Linked DNA regions of Homo sapiens: regions 2, 3 and 4 are each linked to region 1. The links are chromatin contacts, found by Hi-C or POLR2A ChIA-PET in ENCODE. All regions are on one chromosome and are shown on one strand. Each heading gives the region's core, a stretch centred on a gene start or an enhancer-like site at or near the end of the contact. The rest is flanking DNA. Distances are from core to core; before and after follow the strand shown.

Region 1 (4,264 bases), core at 977-3,476:
CAGGTGTGTGCCACCGCGCCACCACATCTGGCTGATTTTTTTTTTTTTTTTTTGAGACAGAGTCGCGCCCTCGCCCGGTCGTCCAGGCTGGAGTTCAGTGGCACAATGTCAGCTCACTGCAAGCTCCGCCTCCCGGGTTCACGCCATTCTCCTGCCTCAGCCTCCCGAGTAGCTGGGACTACAGGCGCCCGCCACTGCGCCCGGCTAATTTTTTGTATTTTTAGTAGAGATGGGGTTTCACCGTGTTAGCCAGGATGGTCTCGATCTCCTGACCTTGTGATCCGCCCGCCTCAGCCTCTCAAAGTGCTGGGATTACAGGCGTGAGCCACCGCGCCCGGCCACATCTGGCTAATTTTTTGTATTATTAGTAGAGACAGGGTTTCACCATGTTGGCCAGGCTGGTATCGAATTCCTGACCTCGTGATCCACCCACCATAGCCTCCCAAAGTGCTGGGATTACAGGCATGAGCCACCGTGCCCAGCCTAATTTTTGCATTTTTAGTAGAGACAGTGTTTTGCCACCTTGGCCAGGCTTGTCTCAAACTCCTGACCTCAGGTGATCCACCCACCTCAGCCTCCCAAAGTGCTGGGATTAAAGGAGTGAGCCACCACGCTCAGCCAACACCTGGCTAATTTTTGTATTTTTAGTACAGATTGGGTTTCGCCATGTTGCCCAGGCTGGTCTTGAACTCCTGACCTCAAACTATCATCCGCCTCGGCCTCCCAAAGTGCTGGGATTACAGGCATGAGCTACTGCACCTATCCCATTCCCCCTTTTTTTTAAGAAGGTAACAAGGTTTTTGTCAGGGTCTGTGAGCTGGACATGTGTGCAGTGGTTAAATAATTTGGCCTAGGCTGTGCACCCACTGTCCTTTTTTTTTTTTTTTTTTTTTCTAGAGAGCTATTGGAATAGGGGCCAGGCTGCTGCAGGCTCAGGGCAGCTCAACTTCCAAATCCTGTAGCTTCAGACTTGTGGTCCTTCACGACATGCTGAGTCACAATCTACTGCTCCCTCAAGCCCAATGTCACCACAAGCAGAGTCTCTAAAGGACATTCTCAGAAGATGGTACTGTCAATGTGAGAGGCACCTCTCCTCCCCTCGAGTTCTGGTGCAGCTGATAACTAGAGATCTCAAATGCTTCCCTGGGCTTTACTTTCTACTTCAACAAGTACTGATTGCGGGCCTCTGGAGCCCACACACTGCCCTATACACTGGGTAACACGGAGCACTCAGGAATACACGATCTTGGCGGGGCGTGATGGCTGAGGCCTGTAATGTCGGCATTTTGAATGACTGAGGTAGGAGGATGGCTTGAGCCCGGGAGGTAGAGGCTGCAGTGAGCCGTGATCGCGCCACTGCACTCCAGCCTGGGCGGCAGAGGGAGACCCTATTTCAAAAAATAAATAAATAATAATAAAATTAAAAAAAAAAAAAAGGAACTCACGATGTGGCCGTAAAATGGGTTACATCCTAGTTAGGAAAATAGATGTTTGCAAAGGTACATAAATATGCAAGCATCAAAACAATAACAACAACAACAAAAATTTAAAAAATGCAAGCATCTACGTGTGGCACAGTCCCGCGGGCCGGGCGGCTTACTGTGGTTGAGGTCACCAGAAAGACTGTGGAACAGACGCATCGCGAGTGGGTCTCGGAGGGGTGGCGCATATGGAAAGAGGAGAAGGAGGGCTTTTTTGATTGAAAGCGAATACCGGCAAGAGGGCCTTTGGCACGTTCAGGGAACCTTGCCTTACACGCAGACACAGGGTTGGGGATCTGTTCGGAAACGCCTGAAAGATCAGGCTCAGGAGAAGACCACTTTTTGGCCGCTTCAGTACTGCGGTCAACCAGCTGGAAAGAACCCCCGCCCTCTACTTTTCAAATTAATCTCCGGCCGGCGCACGCGCCTCGTGGGGCGGGCGCTGTGCTACCATAGACATGCAGAGCTAGATCGTATACCTCCTCGGAGGCGGACATGTTGGGTCCTGGCCAAAAAGTTGGAAACACCTGGGGCCACTACCGAGGTAGGCTGCTCCTCCCAAGAAAGTGAGACCGAAAGAGCTCCCGTGGAAGCGGTCAAAGCAGGGGCGGGGCGAACCTGTGACATGCCCCTCGGAAGAACAGGCTTTTAGAGAGTCGCCAGGCTCCCTGCCCTCATCCGAGATGGCGGCCTGAGGGCGCTCTAGCCGACGCTCTTCGGATGCCCGGAGGGGGCGGTGGCCTTGCCTCTGGCTCTGAGGCGGCGGCGCCGGGCGCTGCGAAGGCTCGGCCGCTGTAGTCAGTGGTGTGGGGTGCGCAAGGGCACGGACCTCGGAGCTCTCCCCGCTTGCGCCGAGTTTCTCAGCGCCTTCCCCACCCAAACCGGGGTCTCGCAGTCGGAAGCACTCAGAGTGCAGCCCCGCGCGGGGCCGGTCGTAACCGCGCCGCGGGCCGGACGATGCCCAAGAAGCTGCTGCTGTTGCCCCCGCCCTCCGCGTCCTCGGCTTTCCGCGTCCCGCGCGCCCGCCCCGTTCCCCCGCCGGCCATGAACGCCGCTCGCACCGGCTACCGAGTCTTCTCGGCCAACTCCACGGCCGCCTGCACGGAGCTGGCCAAGCGCATCACAGAGTAAGGGGGCGGTGGGAGGGCCGGGCCGGGGGCGGCGGCGCCTAGCTCTCCTTCGCGCCCGGAGGGACCCGCTCCCCTCCACCCGCCCCACCTCCTGCACCTGGGGCGGGAGGCGCGGGCCTTCCCAGCCGGACAAAGCTTGGAGGTGACGGATACCGCCCCCCGCTCCCCGGTTTTGCAGCTGGGAGGCTTGGGGCGGACTCTCGGTGACCTCAGCCCCCCGCCCCGTGACTGGGTCCGCGGCCTGCCTGCCTTTCGTCTCCGCAGTCCCACACCCCGGGGCGGGCCGAGCTTTCTGGAGCCCCGGAGTGCGTGTCTTGGGGAAAGGGGCTCAGGGCTTGGCTTCCTTTCCCACGGCTGGAGTTGACCTGGGAATCTGACCGCCGCCACTCTCAAGTCTCACTGCAGTGAGACCCGCGGGCGTGGTTGTGAGTTGGGGGATCCGACGCGGCAGGTGCGGTCGCAGAGCAAAGGTGTGGGGACTGGCAGTGCGAAGAAGGCAATTCCAGGGAGGCAGATGGGCCGGAGCTGGTGGTAGAAATGACAGGCCTGACCCTGCTTTGTAAATCAGCTTGGGATAAGATCAGTCATTTGTGTCTTTAACCCAACCAAGCCCCTGGTCTTAAGTCGCCTTTGGGGTCTGACAGCTCTGAGATGCCCTCCCAGCCTTGCCACTTACTAGCTCTGTGTCAGTGGGCAAGAGACTTGATTTCCCTGAACCTCATCTGTGAAATGGGCATGGTTGAGAATATTGTATGATCGGGATAATGTAGAAGTAGTATCTGGTTCTAGCAGAGTAGGGGCTCATAGTGGCCCTCTGAATAGTTGTTTACTAAGTGGCCTCTTTTCTTTTTCTTTTTCTTTTCTTTTTTTTTTTTTTTTTTTTTTTGAGACGGAGTCTCGCTCTGTCACCCAGGCTGGAGTGCAGTGGCGAGATCTCGGCTCACTGCAAGCTCCGCCTCCCGGGTTCACGCCATTGTCCTGCCCCAGCCTCCCAAGTAGCTGGGACTACAGGCACCCGCCACCACACCCGGCTCATTTTTTGTATTTTTAGTAGAGACTGGGTTTCACCGTGTTAGCCAGGATGGTTTCGATCTTCTGACCTCGTGATCCGCCCGCCTCGGCCTCCCAAAGTGCTGGGATTACAGGCTTCAGCCACCGCGCCCGGTGAAATGGCCTCTTTTCTAGTTGGCTCTTTTGGAGAATCCCAGAGCTCTGATATAAAGGAGGAGCCTTATATGCCCTTTCTACATACACTTGTTAGAAATCTAAGACATAAAATGAATAGCTCGTCTTTTAATATTTAAAGCCATTTTCACATTTTAAACAGTTTTCATAGAGTTACTTCGTTACTTTTTTAGGGTTGACAAATGATTGCAGGGATATATCTTAAACTTCTGGGGGGAAATGTAGAAGAAAGGGAAAACTTTAGTCATTTTTTTTTCAGCTCTGCTTGTTTTTTTTTTTAATAGTTGGAGTTTTGGAGAGTGGAAGAATGTTAAAAAAACAAATCAATCCTTTTGCAGTCTACTACCTAGTTTCTATTTCTAACCCCTGATTGTTTGTCTTTCTTTCTGAGGCCAACGAAAACACTGACTTTAAACGAAGCTTCTGTGTGTATCTAGTGGTTCAGATTTACCCTACCTGACCTTGAGG
Region 2 (4,792 bases), core at 1,168-3,667, 360 kb after region 1:
TTATAGGAGCAGGTCATCCCACCCTGGACGAGGGGGGCTTCTAGCAGATGCGGTGGTGACCTGATACATAATGGAAAGGTTTGCCACTATTCAGGTGGCACCAAACAGGAAAGACATCTCCGAGAGACTTTTTAAAAATTTTCTTTCTTTTGACAGGTGAACTGGCTCACACCTGTAATCTCAGCACTTTGGGAGGCCAAGGCATGTGGAACACTTGAGGTCAGGAGTTCAAGACCAGCCTGGCCAACATGATGAAACCCCATCTCTACTAAAAATACAAAAATTAGCCGCGTGTAGTGGTGCATGCCTGTAATCCCAGCTACTTGGAAGGCTGAGGCAGGAGAATTGCTTGAACCCAGGAGGTGGAGGTTGCAGTGAGCCAAGATCACGCCACTGCACTCCAGCCTGGGCAACAGAGCAAGACTCCACCTAAAAAAAAAAATTTTTTTTTTGAGACAGGGTGTTGCTCTGTCACTTGGGCTGGAATGCAGTGGCTCAATCATGGCTCAATGTAGCCTCCACCTCCCAGGCTCAGGTGATCATCTCAGCTTCCTGAGGAGCTGGGACTACAGGGACGCACCACCACACCCAGCTAATTTTTGTATTTCTTGTAGAGATGGGGTCTCGCCATGTTGCCCAGGCTGGTTTCAAACTCCTGGGGTCAAGTGATCTGCCCGCCTCGGCCTCCCAACATGCATGGATTATAGGCGTGAGCCACTGTGCATTGCTGACATTTTTTTTTTCTTTCTTTTTTCCCCAGTCATAGCTTGCAAGAGAAAAAAAAAAGTTAAAAAAATTTTTTGCACTCATGCTCTTTCTGCTCTCTGAGCACTTTAATAAATAGATTTCCGAGATGGGTGGATCACCTGAGGTCAGGAGTTCATGACCAGCTTGGCCAACACGGCAAAACCCCGTCTCTACTAAAAATACAAAAATTAGCCAGGTGTGGTAGCTGGCACCTGTAAACCCAGCTACTCGGGAGGCTGAGGCAGGAGAATCGCTTGAACCTGGGAGGCAGACGTTGCAGTGAGCCGAGATCAAGCCACTGCACTCCAGCCTGGGCAACAGAGTGAGACTCTGTCTCAAAATAAGTAAATAAATAGATTCAATGTTCTAGGCTATTACATTGTTTTCTTTTGACGCTGTTTGAGATAAAGGCTCTGCCTGCCCTTTCCTCTAGTCTAGGTCATTTATAGCACAGCCTGAGGGCAGAATTCAGGGTGTCATCCTGCCTAGCTGTCTATACAGGCTACCCTTAGGCAATGAACTCATTTGAAACATGAGGTTGCCTGTGTGTCTCAGCTTCTGTTAGCCCCAGTGCTGACACAGGTCAGAGAGGAATCGGGGCGTGGCGCGGTGGCTCCCAACACTGTAATCCCAACACTTTGGGAGGGCAAGACAAGCAGATCACTTGAGGCCAGGAGCTCAAGACCAGCCTGGCCAACAAGCGAAAACCCTGTCTCTACTAAAAATACAAAAGTTACCCAGGCCCGACTACTTGGGAGGCTGAGGCACGAGAATCACTTGAACCGGGGAGGTGGATGTCGCAGTGAGCCAAGATTGCGCCACTGCACTCCAGCCTGGGAAACAGAATGAGACTCTGTCTCAAAAAAAAAAAAAAAAGGAAAAAAAAAGGAAAAAGGCCAGGCGCAGTGGCTCACATCTGTAATCCCAGCACTCTGGGAGGCTGACGCAGGCGGATCACCTGAGGTCAGGAGCTGAAGACCAGCCTGGCCAACATGGTGAAACCCTGTCTCTACTAAAAAGACAAAAATTAGCTGGGTGTGGTGGCGGGCACCTGTAATCCCAGCTACTAGGGAGGCTGAGGCAGAATCGCTTGAACCCAGGAAGCAGAGGTTGCAGTAAGCAGAGATCGTGCCACTGCACTCCCAGCCTGGGTGACAGAGCGAGACTCCATCTCAGGAAAAAAAAAAAAAGATTAAGAACCTGGAGCAAAGAAGAAGGGCCTGGGTTATAAAAAGCAGTCAGAATGCAGTGGGGTGAGGCCTGGGAAGAGGAAGGGGTTATACGGAGCACAGATGTTCTTTTAGGAGGTTTGTCTGCAAAGGGAGGGAAGGTCATGGGCAGGTAGGTCAGACTCTAGTGTAGAAGATGACTTCTTGTCATTGAGACTATTATTTCCATATAGAGGAGGCTTGAACACCTTATATGTGGACAGGGAAGAACTGTGGTAACCCCTTAGGTAGGAGGGACCCCGCTTCCTCTTAGACTAGAGGAAGGAGCTAACGGTGGCCGTTTCAGTGTCTGATGGTCGGTGGCCGTTTCAGTGTCTGATGGTAGGAGGAAGAACGGCTGCCTGTGGCCTCGATTCTAGCTGGCTCATAAAGCAATAAGCCGGGAGGGACAGGGGAGGAGAGGAAGTGGGTTCTTGTGAGGCAGGGGAATTTCTGGACTAGCTGTGGTGGCGCCGGGGAGGGGGGTGTGGCCAGGACACAGGAAGGATTTCTAGGCAGAGCAGGGGAATGCCAGTGAGCCCCTGAAATCATTGAGCTCCAAATCCTTGGAGTTCTGTGATCTTTCTGCACTCAACAGTTGGCAGAACCAGGAGGGTGGAGGCTGGGGTCTTGGGGCAGGAGTGAAGCTGCCAGGAAAGTGGCTGAAATGGTAGTGAGGCCCAACGGGGAAGAGAGATGGGGGAGAAAGCCCGGGAGTCCTGAGTCCACAGGTCCTGATAGGGCAAGAGGGACGCAGCAGAAGTAGAAGGGAGAGTGGATGGCATGCAATTTCAGGAAAACAAGTCCAAGGTGCAGCAGCAGGCGTGGGAGGTGGAATTGGGGCAGAGGTGCACAGTGGTGGAACTGGTTGGCAGCAGGGAGACAGGGAGGGATGTGTGATGCTGACACACCCGAGGAGCCGGGGAAACTCCGGCCCTGCTCCAGACTCTGTGGGTGTGTGGTTTGGGGAGAAAGGTTTGGGCAAGTCCCAGAGCTGTAAGGATGCTCGAAGAGGGAGGTGCACAGGGGACACACAGGAAGGTTTCCCTCCCTCCCTTTCTCTTCTCTTTTCTCTTTCTTTTCTTTTCTTTCTTTTTCTTTCTTTCTCTCTCTCTTTTTTTTTTTTTTTTTGACAGGGTCTCACTCTGTCACCCAGGCTGCAGTACAGTGGTACAGTCTCAGCTCACTGCAATCTCTGCCTCCCTGGCTCAAGTGATCCTCCCACCTCAGCCTCCCCAGTAGCTGGGACTACAGGCATGTGTGCAACAACGCACCCTGCTAATTTTTGCATTTTTTGTAGAGACGGGGTTTCACCATGTTACCCAGGCTGGTTATTATTATTATTTTTTTTTGAGATGGAGTTTTGCTCTTGTCACCCAGGCTGGAGTGCAATGGTGTGATCTCAGCTCACTGCAACCTCCGCCTCCCAGTTTCAAGCGATTCTCCTGCCTTGGCCTCCTGAATAGCTGGGATTACAGGCATGTGCCACCACGCTCAGCTAATTTCGTATTTTTTGTAGAGACAGGGTTTCACCATGTTGGTCAGGCCGGTCTCGAACTCCTGACCTCAAGTGATCCACCCACCTCGGCCTCCCAAAGTGCTGGGATTACAGGCGTGAGCCACCACACCCGGCCGTCCAGGCTGGTCTTGAACTCCTGGACTCAAGTAATCCACCAGCCTCAGCCTCCCAAAAGTTCTGAGATTACAGGCATGAGCCACTGTGCCCAGCCTCTTTTCTTTTTCTTTAGAAACAGGGTCTCATTTTGTCACCCAGGTTGGAGTGCAGTGGCATGATCATAGCTCACTGCAGCATCGAACTCCTGCCTCAAGCCATCCTCCTGCCTCAGCCTCCCAAGTAGCTGGGACTACAAGCACAAGCCACCACACCCCACTAATATTTTCATTTTTGTAGAGATGGCGTCTCTCTGCGTTGCCCAGGTTGGTCTCAAACTCCTGGGTTCAAGTGATCCTCCCACCTCAGCCTCCGAACATGCTAGATTAGTGAGCTCCTGAGCCCAGCCACACAAGGAAGGTTTCTGAGGGCAAAGTGCAGGGGTGCAGTGAGAGAAAAGCAGAAGGCAGAGGATGCATGGCAAGGGCTTGTGGGCAGCTGCTTGCTGTTTGCTGTGGTCCAGTGCCCTTCAGCCTGGGCATGCTCCGAGGGCCTCTGGAGTAGGCCTGGGAAAGGCTGTGCCCCACACCTTAGTTCCAGAACAGGGGGCCCTCGGGCCTTTGGATGGCGCCAGCGGGTGTCAGGTCCATGGGTTTTATCACACACCAGCATGTCTTCACCTGTTGGTCTTCTTAGCTAGCTCTTAGGCAAACATTTGAGAAGGGTGACCTCTCACCTGTCCTCAGTACTGTCAGTCTGGCCACAGGGCAGGATTCACATCTGATCAACCTTTGTGTCCCCATAGAGCTTTGGGCCTGGCACAGGAAGGTTTATGGTTTTATTTCTACTTATTTATTATTTTGTAGAGACAGGCTCTTGCTACATTTCCCAGGCTGGTCTTGAACTCCTGGGCTCAAGCGATCCTCCCTCCCTAGCCTCTCAAAGTGCTGGGATTACAGGTGTGAGCAACCACACCTGGACTTTTTTTTCCTTTTTTTTTTTTTTGAAACAGGGTCTCACTCTGTCATCCAGGCTGGAGTGCAGTAGAGCAATCTTGGCTCACTGTAACCTTGAACTCCTGGACTCAAGCAATCCTGCCACCTCAGCGTCTCAAGTAACTGGGACTACAAGCCTGTGCCACCACACCTGGATAACTTTTTAATTTTTGTAAAGATGGGGTCTCACTATGTTGCCCAGGTTGGTCTTAAACTCCTGATCTCAAGCA
Region 3 (4,260 bases), core at 1,761-4,260, 480 kb after region 1:
GGGCGGAGCCTCATTCATGGCATGAGTGCCCTTGTCCAAGGGGCCCCAAAGGCTCTCTGGCTGTCTCTTGGCCATGTGAGGACACAGTGGGAAGGCAGCCATCTACAACCCAGGAAGCAGCTCTCACTGGAACCCTGACTGTGCTGTCACCGTGATCGCAGACTTCCAGCCTCCAGAACTGTGAGGAGTGTCTGTTGTGTATAAGCCACCCAGTCTCTGGTGTTCTGGGATAGCAGCCCAGACACACTAAGACAGGGGTTCCTGAGTGCCTGGAGAGCCAGCTCCCTCCCCAAGAGGCTGGGTCCCTCCTTCTTTCTTTCTTCTTTTCTTTTCTTTTTTTTTTTTTTTTTTTTTTGAGATGGAGTCTCGCTGTGTCACCGAGGCTGGAGAGTACAGTGGCACAACCTCTGCCTCCTTGGTTCAAGCGATTCTCCTGCCTCAGACTCCCGAGTAGCTGGGAATACAAGTGTGTGCACCACCACGCCCGGCTAATTTTTTTGTATTTTTAGTAGAGATGGGGTTTCGCCATGTTAACCAGGCTGGTCTGGAACTCGTGACCTCAAGTGATCCGCCCGCCTCAGCCTCCCAAAGTCCTGGGATTCCAGGCGTGAGCCACCACACCCGGCACATTTGTGCTCTTTTGCTTGTGTTTTCTCCTCTTTAGCTCTGAACTCATGAAGTGCCTTCTGAACATTTCTAGTCTGGTCTCAGGGGACCTGAGGGTATTTTCCCACCCCCCAAGCCTAGAGAGCTGGGGAAACAGAGGCAGGAATGCAGACCCGGTGGGAGAGGTGGACAAGGGTTTGGGTGTGGGACAAGCAGCAGTGTGTGCTGAGGTTTAGGGAAGGGCCAGGGTCCTGGAACACAGAGAGGGCCAGGAACACCGGGGGACATGCATGACCTCTAGCACATTTGGGCCTGGGCCTCTCTCCAACATTTCCTTACTTATGCACTGTTATAGGTTGAATCCTGTTCCCTGAAAAAGACGTATTCGGATCCTAACCCCCAGGACCTGTGGCTGTGACCTTATTTGGAAATAGAGTATTTTCAGATGTGACTGAGTTAAGATGAGGGCATACTGGAGTAGAGCGTGCCCTAATCCAACAACTGGTGTCCTGATAAGAGGAAATGGGCACCGGGCACAGTGGCTCACGCCTGTAATCCTAGCACTTTGGGAGGCTGAGGCAGGCAGATTACTCGAGCCCAGCAGTTTGAGTGGGCAACAGAGCAAGACTCCCTAAAAAAAAAAAAAAAAAGGACATTTGAACACAGACACAGAGAAAAGGCAAATGACAACAGAGACTGATATTAGAGCGCATCTTACAGCTACAAGCCAAGGAACGCCAAGAATTGCCAGCCAGTACCAGAAGCTGGGACAGACGCCCAGGACAGAGTCTCCCTCAGATCCTGCAGAAGGAAGCCACGCTGCAGCACCTTACTGAAACACAGCATTTCTTTCTATTCCAAATGGAGAGAATACACCAGAGTGGTATGAGCAGTTACCTGTGACTTTGTCACTAACCAAAATTACAGATATCTCTGGGTGCGGTGGCTCATGTCTGTAATCCCAGCACTTTGGGAGGCCGAGGCGGGTGGATCACCTGAAGTCAGCAGTTCGAGACCAGCTTGGCCAACATGGTGAAACCCCGTCTCTACTAAAAATACAAAAATTAGCCAAATGTGGTGGCGGGCGCCTGTAATCCCAGCTACTCAAGAGTCCGAGGAGGGAGAATCGCTTGAACCCAGGAGACAGAGGTTGCAGTGAGCTGAGATTGCGCCACTGCACTCCAGCCTGGGCGACAAGAGCGAAACTCCATCTAAAAAAATAAAAATAAAAAAACATTATTTGGAATTTTCAATGCGAAATATGTCTGTTCTCCCCAGCTTGTTAATTTATTATTTATTTATATCGGCATGGACTCATAGATGTTTATTTTACACTTTGGGTTATAATCAGTGCTACTTTACTTATTTTGTTGTCATTCTGGTGTAGTGTTTTAACTTAACATTATTGAGATATAACTCATACAATAAAACGCACCACTTTAAGTGCATAATTAGATGAGCTTTAAATACTTCCAGTTGGGGAACCCCCAACCCCACCACAGGTGTCCCCAGTGTCCAGGGGCCAGAACTACATTCCTCAGACAAGGGACTTAGGGAATGACGTCAACTTCCCATTTCAGGTCTAGAAAAGTCCAAGTTCCCTACTTGGGGTAAAGAGTCGCTAAAGGAGCTGGGCGCTGTGGCTCACGCCTGTAATCCCAGCACTTTGGGAGGCCGAGGCAGGTGGATCACCTGAGGTCACGAGTTCAAGACCAGCCTGGACAAGGTGAAACTCCGTCTCTACAAAAAAATACAAAAATTTGCCTGGTGTGGTGGCAAGCGCCTATAATTCCAGCTACTTGGGAGGCTAAGGCAGGAGAATCACTTGAATCCGGGAGGCGGAGGTTGCAGTGAGCCGAGATAGCGCCCCTGCACTCCAGCCTGGGCGACAAGAGAGGAACTCTGTCTCAAAAAAAAAAAAAAAAAGAGTCGCTAAGGGGCAAAAACATATGTACATCAGCAGTTATTTTTCTCTGCAGTCAGCAGCTCAGGAACTTTGCTAAGGGTGCCAGGGAGGGGTCGAGCGCAAAGGTGCAGGCATGACACAGCTAGACGCGCCCAGCCCCTGCGGAGCGCTGGCCTGGCCCAGAAGGACCAGAGGGATGGAGGCTGAGTCCTTCCCATTCCTTCCACTGTACCTCTCGCGTTCTCCGCCCGCGCTCACTCAGTTTCACACCCTTTCAGCAGCGCCCTTCCTTAGGACCACGCGGACTCCCCTGGGGGTCGCGCGGGCTCGGAGGCCTCCCTGCGTTGTCTGGGCGGGGACTGGGAGTCCGCGGGCCCGCAGGCGGGCGGTGCTGCGGGGCGGGCCGAGCTGGGGGCGGGCGGGGGCCGGAGCCCTGGCCTAGGTCCCAGGGGGAGGTGCCGCGGCGCGAACGGCCCGGGTCCCTCCCAGGCCGGAGCACAATCGGCGGCGCCCTGGGCGGCCGCGGAGTCATGGACGGCAGTGGACCCTTCAGCTGCCCCATCTGCCTAGAGCCACTCCGGGAGCCGGTGACGCTGCCCTGCGGCCACAACTTCTGTCTCGCCTGCCTGGGCGCGCTCTGGCCGCATCGTGGCGCGAGTGGAGCCGGCGGACCCGGAGGCGCGGCCCGCTGCCCGCTGTGCCAGGAGCCCTTCCCCGACGGCCTTCAGCTCCGCAAGAACCACACGCTGTCCGAGCTGCTGCAGCTCCGCCAGGGCTCGGGCCCCGGGTCCGGCCCCGGCCCGGCCCCTGCCCTGGCCCCGGAGCCCTCGGCACCCAGCGCGCTGCCCAGTGTCCCGGAGCCGTCGGCCCCCTGCGCTCCCGAGCCGTGGCCCGCGGGCGAAGAGCCAGTGCGCTGCGACGCGTGCCCCGAGGGCGCGGCCCTGCCCGCCGCGCTGTCCTGCCTCTCCTGCCTCGCCTCCTTTTGCCCCGCGCACCTGGGCCCGCACGAGCGCAGCCCCGCCCTCCGCGGACACCGCCTGGTGCCGCCGCTGCGCCGGCTAGAGGAGAGCCTGTGCCCGCGCCACCTACGGCCGCTCGAGCGCTACTGCCGCGCGGAGCGCGTGTGTCTGTGCGAGGCCTGCGCCGCACAGGAGCACCGCGGCCACGAGCTGGTGCCGCTGGAGCAGGAGCGCGCGCTTCAGGAGGTGGGCTCCGGGGGCACACTCGGGTGAGCCGGGGCTGGTGACCGACCGCGCGCGAGCGGGCCGAGGACCTTGGACCCCCCAGTCTTCCCGGGTTGGGTCTTAATCTCCTCCTCTAACCTGAGGATCTTTGCGGTCCCTTCCAGCCTTGACAAGGTCATCTGCTGGCGGTGATGGAGATGGGAAGGGAGGAAGGAGGGACGTGAGAACAGGACAAGGACGCGAAGAGCGGGCAGGGGACCTGAAGCCGGGCCGGGGTCTATGGGGGTGTAGGCGGGAGGGAGCCGGGTTAGGCCCGCGGGGTTCCGGTAGCGTGGCTGCTGCTCCCGCCCGGAGGGTCACGCCGGTCTCAGCTCAGATTTGCCCTGGGCTGAGGCAGCAGCTTTCGATGGGTGTGGCAGGCGGCAGGAGGGCGGCAGAGGGCGACCGGGCACACAGATTCTCTGTCCAGCTGTTCCGGGGGCCAGTGGTGGGAGCATGTGAGCCGCGGCCTCTACCTCCCGCCCCCAGTTTCCTTTGGCCTCCAGCCCGGTCTTGGCGCCTCTG
Region 4 (4,481 bases), core at 1,393-3,892, 360 kb before region 1:
CTTTAGATTGTCTGTAGTATTTCCACGAGTAAGTTGTTTTTGATGTGTGTACTGGTATTGCTGGTAGATTTGAAGTGGAGTCTGGCGGCTTCTTCCACACTCCCCTCCCACTAGCTTGTGTCAAGATGTGACATCCTATGCAGCAAAACTAGGTGAGCTTGCACCCCCAGGCGGTGGCTCTCAACTTTGTCTCATTGTTCAGAAATTTCGGCCAGGCGCCGTAGCTCACCCCTGTAATCCCAGCACTTTGGGAGGCCATGGCAGGTGGATCACTTGAGGTCAGGAGTTCAAGACCAGCCTGGCCAACACGGTGAAACCCCGTCTCTACTAAAAATACAAAAATTAGCCAGGTGTGGTGGCACATGCCTGTAGTCCCAGCTACTTGGTCAACTCAGGCAGGAGAATCACTTGAACCCAGGAGGCAGAGGTTGCAGTGAGCTGAGATCAAGCCACTCCAGCCTGGGTGACAGACCGAGACTCTGTCTTTAAAAAAAAAGAAATGTCATCTAAGCCCCAGTGAACCTCCTGGGAGGAGAGCTAGCCCTGGCCAGCTGTCTCCAAAGTGACTGGATGCTACAGAAGAACTGGGACTGTCTTCTGCACACTCGTGCCTCCTGGAGTTGTCAGAACACTGAGCAGTCTCCTAGTTCTGCGTCCGTCTAGCCATGGGGTCTGCCATGAAAGCCTGTGGATCTGCTATTGGGTTGGTATTTTAAACTTTCACTTGGGTGAAACTTGTTCATCATTTTAAATAAAGCAACATGATTTGGAGTTGTGTTTTTGGCATTGTTTTGTCCTTATTTTCTTTCTTACTCATTTGAAAGTCAACAATGTACTTTGTCAGCAGAACAGGACTTTAAAAAAATGTATTTACACTTTAAAACAATGGGATGGAGCACAAAATTAAGGCCCTGGGCCAGGAGCATTGATGCACACCTGTAATCCCAGCTGCCCAAGAGGCTAAGGCAGGAGGATCACTTGAGCCCAGGATGTCGAGGCTGCAGAAAGCTATGATCATGCCTGTGAATAGCCACTGCACTCCAGCCTGGGCAACATAGTGAGACCCTGTCTCTTTAAAAAAAAAAAAAGAAAGAAAGACCCTGTCTCTTTAAAAAAAAAAAAAAAAAATTGGCTGGGCGCGGAGGCTCACGCCTGTAATCCCAACACTTTGGGAGGCTGAGGCAGGCAGATTGCCTGAGGTCAGGAGTTCAAGACCAGTCTGGCCAACACGGTGAAACCCTGTCTACTAAAAACAGAAAAAAATTAGCCGGGCATGGTGGTGGGCGCCTGTAATCCCAGCTACTCAGGAGGCTGAGGTGGGAGTTTCGCTTGAACCCGGGAGGTGGAGGTTGCAGTGAGCCGCGATTGCGCCACTGCACTCCAGCCTGGGCAACAGAATAAGACTCCATCTCAAAAGAAAAAAAATAGGCCCATACACTGGCTGAAACTTCCACAGTGGTTAAAAGCTAGTCGCCCGTAGATAAAGCCTATTTCACATTTTATAGTTTATAGGCTCTTTTCATCAACCACCACTAAAAGGAAGTGCATGGCCCGCTTAATATCGTGCAGTGCAGCAGAATTCAGCTCTCCCTGTTGCTGAGGGGTCTCGTTTGTGTATCTTCATTTAAAAAGAAGCACTCCATCTAATATCTGGTTTATATCACAGATCAGCTCAGGCACTGTAATATTCCCAAAAAAGTATTAAAGGCATCCTCAGCAAAAACTGGAACCGTGTTTTTTTTAACATTAGGCCTTATGTTTGGCGTGATACCTGACATGCCCGTCCTGTGTTTATTTAAAATAACTAAAGAGTGGGTGGGGAGTGGTAGGAAAGTATGTTTTTGGTTACAACGTGTTTATCTCAAAATCCACTGTTCAGCAACAGAGGCCTGGGAGGATCTGGAGAAACAAAAACAATAGCCTTCATTTCCTTCATTGTACCCTCCCACCCTGCATGCATTCTGGAATTGTGCAAAGAAGAAAGTCTGGTAAGAGGAATAGCGTTGACCAAGGACCTGCAGCTGAATTTCAGGTCTAGGGGCGGGGGAGCCATGTTACTGTTAACAGGGAGGCCTGTGTTGAAGGCTGCTGGCCTCAGCTCCGAAGGGAGCATTCACTGGCCGGGATCTGGAGATGTCCTCTGTGAAAGTGCATTAAGGCAACCCTGAGGATTAAAAGCAACTCCTGACATGCCTATAAAAACGGCAGTGGCTGAACGTAATCCGGCATTATGATTGCTTTACAAGCCAATCCAGGCTGCCGTTTCCATGAAGCTTCCCGGGTTTGCTTGTCTCTCTGCATTCCCACATTTCCAAAATGCTCTAAGACGAACCGCCGTACTAAGGCCAAAGATGACAACCTAAGGGCACCTCATACAGTATTTCAAATTGAACCTGAGCTAAATTGTGCCCCAAAGCGTCAAGGCTGCCCAGGCCGGGCAGGGGTTGGCCCTCCTGTGCCTCCCAGGTGGTCAGGGCTCTGCCCCCTCAACACCCCCGCCCGCAGCCTGTGCGTCACCCTCCCGGGGCCGGAGGGGGCGGGGGCGGGGCGCGGCGATGGGGGCTCCGCCCCGAGGCGGGGCGCGGCGACCGGGCGCGGCGACGGGGCGCGGCGGGCTCCCTCGGGGTCCCAGCTGGCCCGCACTCGGCGGCCGCGGCGCGATGGAGGCGCCGGCCGAGCTACTGGCCGCGCTGCCTGCGCTGGCCACCGCGCTGGCCCTTCTGCTCGCCTGGCTACTGGTGCGGCGTGGGGCGGCCGCGAGCCCGGAGCCTGCCCGCGCGCCCCCGGAACCCGCGCCCCCGGCCGAGGCCACCGGGGCCCCGGCGCCGTCCCGCCCCTGCGCCCCCGAGCCGGCGGCCTCGCCCGCGGGGCCGGAGGAGCCTGGAGAGCCCGCGGGGCTGGGGGAGCTCGGGGAGCCTGCGGGACCGGGGGAGCCCGAAGGGCCAGGGGATCCCGCGGCGGCGCCAGCGGAGGCGGAGGAGCAGGCGGTGGAGGCGAGGCAGGTACGCACCGGGGCCCTCGCGGCCCCCTCCCCACCCCCGGGGCTCCGGCTGCCGCTGCCGTTCCCCGCCGAGCCAGGGAGCGGGGCCGCGGCCTCCAGCCCAGGCTGCCCCCAGGAAGCGCAGAACCCGCGGCCCGCAGGAAATGCAGGTCCCGCCATGCTAAGCCGCAGCCCCGCAAACTCGCCGCCCTCCCCCAGAAAGTGTGGCGAGGGGCGAGCCCGAAGGAGTTTGTTTGGAGGTGTTTTGCTCTCCCCTCCCCTCGGCCTCTCCCAGCCCAGGGCGTGCTCCGCAGCTGCTGGCTCCCAGGCCTCGGGACCAGGGCTTGGAATTTTGCTCCTCACCCACTTCTGACCCCTCCCGCCCACCGGTTCCCAAATCCACGTGCCTGTGGCTTATTTCCAGGCCTGCCATGAGAGTTATCTTGATGTTTAAAAAGTAGGACTTTCGGGGGGCGAGGGAGGAAAGCTGGCTTTTCTTTTTCAGCCAATTTGAAGTCCAGATTTCAGAGTCAGTGCTGTGGCGTTTTGTGAAGCCCGTGGGCTGGGACTGAAAGAAAAGGCACCCGATCCCAGCAGTCCTTTTTATTGTCGTTTTCAAGCTACACATCTAACACCCTCCTACCCCCACTCCCCCGGGTTGTAGGTAAGCTGGGCCTGGATGGAGTGAAGATGCAGGATAAAGCCCTCCTGGAGCACCAGTGAGCACCCCAAAGCGGCCCTCCCTGCCTCTGCCCCAGGCCTCCCGCCATGCTGTCCATCAGCTCGGCCTTGGCCACCTTGTCCTGCCTGTGGATATCTGAGAGGAGTCGGATTTCCCTCATCCACTCATCCCAGCCCCTACACTGTGTGCCCATGTTCCCTGGAGTTCACCACGCTTGGCCGGTCCAGGCCACCGCCAGGGTCTCCGAGTCGGATTGTAATCCCTTGTTCTTACCCCTGAGCTCCTTTTCTTGGAAGGGAGGAGAGCCGGGATGCGCATTGTCAGCGTGCCTGCGTGTCTGCGTGCCCACTCTGTCCTGTGCTGGACACAATGGTTTACCCTGGAGAGAAGCCCTTCGGGGGAGGAGGAGGCAGCCAGGCTGTGCTCAGAGGCATTTCTCTTTGCTGAGTAAGTGCGCCAGACCCCCTCTGAGCAGGCGCTTTGCTTGACAAGTGGGTGACTAATTGTGTCATTAGAGAGGATTCTAACCAGCCACATTTAATGGGGTGGAGCAGGGGCAGGCCCTGCCGTTCTTGCTTGGGGTGGGCTTCCAGACCTCACGCGGTGATGGTGGAGGGGGCGCGGTTTGGACATGTGCTGATCTGTTGTGTTTGCTCCCATATTTGGGATTCCTGCCTCCATCGAGGTCTCGCGGGAGCAGGAGAGGCCTTTAGACAGTTCTGGAGCCGTCATGCACACTCAGTCAGTCCTGGCCTTACAGGGCTGGCCCTTTATCACCCACACCAGGCTCTGGACTGAAGTGCAAAATGTCCTTTAGCG

Evidence for each region. Hi-C counts contacts between places; a loop is a spot of excess contacts on that map. ChIA-PET counts read pairs that join two places held with the same protein, here RNA polymerase II (POLR2A). Pooled maps may share reads with other maps.
Region 2: a pooled map shows a loop between it and region 1 (2.6-fold over the local background). The contact joins the enhancer-like site here to the promoter of PRPSAP1 in region 1. A Hi-C loop is called at or near these places in 1 of 50 pooled maps. POLR2A ChIA-PET finds 5 or more read pairs at or near these places in 8 of 52 experiments (A549, GM12878, HEK293 and 4 more).
Region 3: a loop to region 1 is called in a pooled map, with 4 times the contacts of the local background. The contact joins the promoter of TRIM47 here to the promoter of PRPSAP1 in region 1. A Hi-C loop is called at or near these places in 5 of 50 pooled maps. POLR2A ChIA-PET finds 5 or more read pairs at or near these places in 6 of 52 experiments (GM12878, SK-N-SH, WTC11 and 3 more).
Region 4: a loop to region 1 is called in a pooled map, with 2.9 times the contacts of the local background. The contact joins the promoter of MXRA7 here to the promoter of PRPSAP1 in region 1. A Hi-C loop is called at or near these places in 2 of 37 single-sample maps with no recorded cell type and 5 of 50 pooled maps. POLR2A ChIA-PET finds 5 or more read pairs at or near these places in 6 of 52 experiments (A673, CD8-positive, alpha-beta memory T cell, HEK293 and 3 more).

The regions. Positions count from the first base shown.
Region 1 is chr17:76,351,878-76,356,141 of GRCh38, reverse strand. It overlaps PRPSAP1 (phosphoribosyl pyrophosphate synthetase associated protein 1), which reads left to right and starts at 2,226. Exons shown (of 10, transcript NM_002766.3): 1 at 2,226-2,608. The coding sequence starts at 2,439. RefSeq lists enhancers at 1,880-2,149, 1,396-2,260, 3,110-3,169 and a silencer at 2,430-2,749.
Region 2 is chr17:75,995,001-75,999,792 of GRCh38, reverse strand. All of the region lies in intron 3 of TEN1 (TEN1 subunit of CST complex), which reads right to left. The region is part of intron 3 of TEN1-CDK3 (TEN1-CDK3 readthrough (NMD candidate)); the gene reads right to left. LOC124904061 (a long non-coding RNA gene) reads left to right here. Exons shown (of 2, transcript XR_007065911.1): 2 at 157-1,121. Among named protein-coding and RNA genes, the nearest start is that of CDK3, 3.5 kb to the left of the region's middle. RefSeq lists enhancers at 2,197-2,246, 2,417-2,496. Within about 2 kb of position 2,417, at least 21 of the 41 ENCODE cell types and tissues checked have a DNase peak (open chromatin) inside an H3K27ac peak, as active enhancers do; they include GM12878, where a contact is called at or near this core.
Region 3 is chr17:75,877,331-75,881,590 of GRCh38, reverse strand. It overlaps TRIM47 (tripartite motif containing 47), which reads left to right and starts at 3,010. Exons shown (of 6, transcript NM_033452.3): 1 at 3,010-3,717. The coding sequence starts at 3,043. It also overlaps a transcript of TRIM65 not described here. RefSeq lists silencers at 2,826-3,175, 3,306-3,685, 3,696-3,875 and enhancers at 2,720-3,635, 3,636-4,260.
Region 4 is chr17:76,709,126-76,713,606 of GRCh38, reverse strand. It overlaps MXRA7 (matrix remodeling associated 7), which reads left to right and starts at 2,642. Exons shown (of 4, transcript NM_198530.4): 1 at 2,642-3,002. The coding sequence starts at 2,661. It also overlaps a transcript of JMJD6 not described here. RefSeq lists a silencer at 2,411-2,620.